Regions from separate parts of the Homo sapiens genome. Here region 1 is linked to region 2. A link is a loop called in an ENCODE intact Hi-C map of the cell type or tissue named here. Cell type or tissue: endothelial cell of umbilical vein. All regions are shown on one strand.

Region 1 (2,500 bases), 72 kb before region 2:
GAGGATGAGGTGGGTGCATCACCTGAGGTCAGGAGTTCCAGACCAGTCTGGTCAATATGGCGAAACCCTGTCTCTACTAAAAATAAAACAAATAAAAAAAAATTAGCCAGGTGTAGTGGCACATTCCTGTAATCCCAGCTACTCGGGAGGCTGAGGCAGGAGAATTGCTTGAATCCAGGAGGCGGAGTTTGTAGTGAGCAGAGACAGTGCCACTGTACTCCAGCCTGGCCAACAGAGTAAGACTCCATCTCACAAAAAAAAAAAAAAAAAAAAAAAAAAAGAGTAACAAGGCCAGGCCTGGTGGCTCACGCCTGTGATCCTAGTACTTTATGAGGCTGAGGCGGGCACATTGCCTGAGGTCAGGAATTCAAGACCAGCCTGGCCAACATGGTGAAAATCCAGCTCTACTAAAATGACAAAAATTAGCCAGGTATGGTGATGGGTGCCTTTAATCTCAGGTACTCGGGAGGCTGAGGCAGGAGAATCACTTGAGCTCAGGAGGCAGAGGTTCCAGTGAGCTGAGATTGCACCACTGCACTCCAGCCTGGGTGACAGAGCAAGACTCTGTCTCAAAAATAAATAAATAAATAAATAAATAAATAAATAAATAAATAAATAAATAGGAGGATCCTCCTTTTATAGATGAAATAATGAAAAGTAGGTGAAGCTAAACATTTTTTGTTAACACTTCTTAGCTTGTAATTGTAATAGTTGAATTTCAAAGTCAAGTTTGTCTGGTTCCAAAGTCCATGCTTTCTCCAGCATGAATGATTCTCTACACTGGTTGACTGACTGCAAGCCACTAGTTAATCTGTAAAATCATGTTGTTACTGAGACAGTATTTTAGAAGATGGTTGCTTAGTTTTATGTTGATTATTGTGCAAAAATGGCCACTGATATTAAGATAGTTTTCTTATCAAATGTCTTTGCTCTGCCATGTTCTATACTAAGTGCTCCATATACATTACAGCATTCCATTTTTAACTCTCATAACCCTGAAAGATAGAAATTATTATCTTCATTTTACACATGAGGAAACAGAGCCTAGTGCCATTGAGAAGTGTGTCCAGGTGCATGTGGTTCGAAAGTGGCATGCAGTGACTCAGACACAGGCCAGTCACCTCCACAGCCTGTCACTCTGAGCCGCTCCGTGAACGCTCTTCAAATTAAGATCCAAGTCCAAGGTTTTTAGTGCTCTTATACCCGACATTAATTACCCAGGCATTTCTAAATATTGTTTCTCAACCACCTCCTGGATTCATAAAAATAAAATGGTATGTCTGAATAGATAAAATTTTCCCTTGAAATCCTATTAACTTTTTCCAGCAAACTATTACAGAGGGCATTGTACAAGGGTCAAAAAACATTTTTTTTTCCTTTGAGGAGGGAGGACTATTTGCGACCTGGTAACCTCACACTAAAATAAACTCCAAAATAAATTTCCCAGTGGGTATGCTATGTGAATTTCCTTCCTTCCATTTAGTTTTCATGAATTCTATTTCCTGGCATTGAAAACATTCTTTTGAAAAAAAAATATTCTTAGGTGAGAAACTTGTAATACTTTCATTACCAATTCGCAAGAAAATTCATCTTGTTTTTTTCTTGATTATTGTGATTTCATATCTTCTCACTCATAATGGACATAATATGGTAGAAAATATATACAAATCAGGATAGTTCAATTAGTGAACATTTGAGTTTCATTTAAACTGTTTTAAGAAAGTCATGTAGTAATAGGTAACTGATCTTAAAATACCCTAGCACAGAATTTAAAAAATTCCTTATATTCTTTTTCATTAACTGAATATTGTTGTGATTTTAGGTTCTGATGAAAATTAAATTCGACAGCCTTCTTTTGATTGTTTATCTCAAATGAGGTTGTCAGTACGTTTTATAAGTTATATTACTATATTTGAAGTCTGTATTCTAATCCATTCGGACACATTTTTGTGTTTATTCTCTTCTACTTGTATGCTCAGTATTTTTCCTGTTATTCTTGTATGCTCAGTATTCTTCCTCTCATTCTCTACTCTTGGTATTACTCATCCTTTAATTATATCCAGTCCCTGAAGCCGTCCAGGCCTTGCTTGTCTACATCCCGCCTACTCCGCCCACACCTGAGCGTGTCGGTCTGGGCTGGCGTCAGAATCTTAGCCCCTCTGGAATCAACATCCCTGGCGGGCAGTGATGAACGTCTGTGTGTTTGATAACAGGCCACAGGTTATTCAGGGAATTAGGGTGTACATTCTTGTGAATGGTAATATTAGCCAGTTCAACTTAATTCAGGTAGATTTTCAAATCTCCAATTTATTTTACTGCTTTAGAAACAATGTCAGTTATATATTTGACATACCTTGGTCTGGTGGACTTGACAAGTTTAATGAAATTGGGGTAAATCTATGTTATTAACATTAAGATTTTTTGATATATTTTGATATTAGTTGAAGTTTGTTTTTAACAATATTTAGCACAAGTTATTTAGTATATAGATTGCCATATG
Region 2 (2,500 bases):
TTTTATTTTTGAGACAGAGTCTTACTCTGTCGCCCGGGCTGGAGTGCAGTGGCGTAATCTTGGCTCACTGCAACCTGTGCCTCCCGGGTTCCAATGATTCTCCTGCCTCAGCCTCCCGAGTAGCTGGGGCCACAGGCACCCACCACCACACCTGGCTAATTTTTGTATTTTTAGTAGAAATGGGGTTTCACCATGTTGGTCAGGCTGGTCTCGAACTGCCGACCTCAGGTGATCCACACACCTCGGCTTCCCAAAGTGCAGGGATTACAGGCATGAGCCACCACGCCCGACCAACAATGCTTATTCTTAAGAAAAGAACTGCCACAGAAGGAAATAGGAAAAATTCTTCTTCAGTAGTTGATGCCTTTCAAAATATTAAATTACTAAACCTCTACCTACCTCAGTTTCCAGAACTCTAAAATGAAGATAACAATACTACCTGCATTACAGAGCTGCTAGGATTTTTAAATTAGAATAATGACCAGCATGGAATAAGTGCTAATACATATTATCTATGGTTATTTTAACATAAACATAGTCTCATGGATTATTTTTTTGTGCTCTGAAGCAGGAGACCCCAATCTTTTTGGCACCAGGGACTGTTTTTGTGGAAGACAGTTTTTCCACGGACCGGGGGTGGGGTGGGAGGGTGGTTTCAGGATGATTCAAGTGCATTGTATTTATTGTGCATTTTATTTCCATTAGTCTTACATTGTAATATATAGTGAAATAATTATACAAGTCACCATCATGTAGAATCAGTGGGAGCCCTGAGCTTGGTTTCCTGCATTAGACAGTACCACTGGGGGGTGATGGGAAACAATGACAGATTATCAGGCATTCGATTCTCATAAGGAGCACGCAACCTAGATCCCTCGCGTGTGCAGTTCACAATAGGGTTCATGCTCCTATGAGAGTTTGATGCCACCAGTACTGGTCTGGGGACTGGGGCTCTTGCTCTATAGCATTTTGTGGTAAATAAATCTGTGGTTTCCAGAGCAGCCTTCCCAGTTGTAATTAACATCAATTGGCCCCACTGTGTTGAAAGCAGTGCTGCTTCTCCTGCCTCCCAGTTTTCCTACAAAAGCCACTGGGATTGTAGATAAAATCCTGTTTTCCAGTTGGCGAGATGCAGAGAAGCAGATGAGATTTTGTCTGAGCAGCGGTGGATCTGAGCCGACTTTGATTATGGCTCCACCGCCAACGCTTCCTGGGCAGATGAGTCATGCTTCCTGGAACTGTCTGTCAGAGGAAGTTTGCTTCTGGGACTTTTGCATTTTGCTTAGAGCTTAGAGATAAGCTATTACAATTCTAAGTTCAGCTGCTATTCAAAAACATGCATAAAAGCTGGGAAGAGTTTACCAAACATTTCAATTTATAACTTGATACCAGATATGAGTCTAGCACCGTACTAAGCATGATACCTGGATTCAAAAAAAGTTTAGAATGAAGTATATCCATTAGTTAGCGAAGCCAGATGCTTTGTAGTGTCGTTGAGTTTAGCATGAGGCATTTTAGAAGAAATTTTGGTTTTAAGATTGCCTGAGTAAAATGTGATTTTTTAGTTATAAAAAATTGAAAGAAGAAATGTTATTTCAGTGTGATCAGAATCCCTTTCCTTAAAAAGAAATGCTGATCTTTTCTGACCATCTTTCACAATGAAGGATTTTCGTATGATTGCATTAATTTGCAGCAGTTAATGAACCAACGTTCCAACCTTCAAAAGAGCCTCTGCTCTCAGATTCAAAAGAAACTCTGCGTGTTTCCTCTCTTCAAACATGAAGGACAGAATTAGGATGAATAATAATCAAACCTAAAATAATTTCTGAACTACCCTGAAGCAGTAAAAATTCCATTAGATGCTCAGAACTTGAATTGTCCTATGCACACTGCCTTTCCTGGTTGACCTCAGGTTGCTCTGCTCCTCAGACTGGCGAAAGGCAGGGCAACCGAAAGGTCTCTTCCACTATCAGACAGGCTCATGGTATGAATAAGCATGCATTGAGCAAAATGCTAAATTTTAAACACTGGTAATCACAGTTGTGGGTTTCAGTTAACTATATTGACTTTCTACTTTTTAAAATGGGAAAGATTTCCAATTGCAACATTACAGAATTTTGTTTAAACACGTCTTTACCCTGCAGTTCCTACATTGGCTCTTTATTTATTTATTTATTATTTTTTCTTTCTTTCTTTCTTTTTTTTTTTGAGACAGAGTCTCACTCTGTTGCCCAGGCTTGAGTGCAGTGTTGCATTCTCAGTTCACTGCAACCTCCGCCTCCCAGATTCAAGTCATTCTCCTCCCTCAGCCTCCTGAGTAGCTGGGATTACATGCGCCCACCACCACGCCTGGCGAATTTTTGTATTTTTAGTAGAGACAGGGTTTCGCCTTGATGGCCAGTGTGGTCTCGGGCTCCTGGCCTCACGTGATCCACCCACTTCGGCCTCCCAAAGTGCTGGGATTACAGGCGTGAACCATCGCACCCGGCAGGCTCTTTAT

What was found. Peaks named below come from ENCODE experiments on the same cell type or tissue, not always from the same donor. Only the 100,000 strongest peaks of a DNase experiment are listed, where the experiment ranks them.
Region 1: it touches region 2 in a loop (2.8-fold over the local background); 4 of 110 quality-filtered maps call a loop at or near these places.

The regions. Positions count from the first base shown.
Region 1 is chr10:17,100,376-17,102,875 of GRCh38, reverse strand. All of the region lies in intron 13 of CUBN (cubilin), which reads left to right. Among named protein-coding and RNA genes, the nearest start is that of CUBN, 28 kb to the left of the region's middle. In endothelial cell of umbilical vein, no CTCF peak of the experiment used is centred here; DNase peaks (open chromatin) are centred at 1,475 and 2,125; H3K27ac peaks cover 717 bases.
Region 2 is chr10:17,028,429-17,030,928 of GRCh38, reverse strand. All of the region lies in intron 27 of CUBN (cubilin), which reads left to right. Among named protein-coding and RNA genes, the nearest start is that of CUBN, 100 kb to the left of the region's middle. In endothelial cell of umbilical vein, no CTCF peak of the experiment used is centred here; a DNase peak (open chromatin) is centred at 1,188; H3K27ac peaks cover 2,500 bases.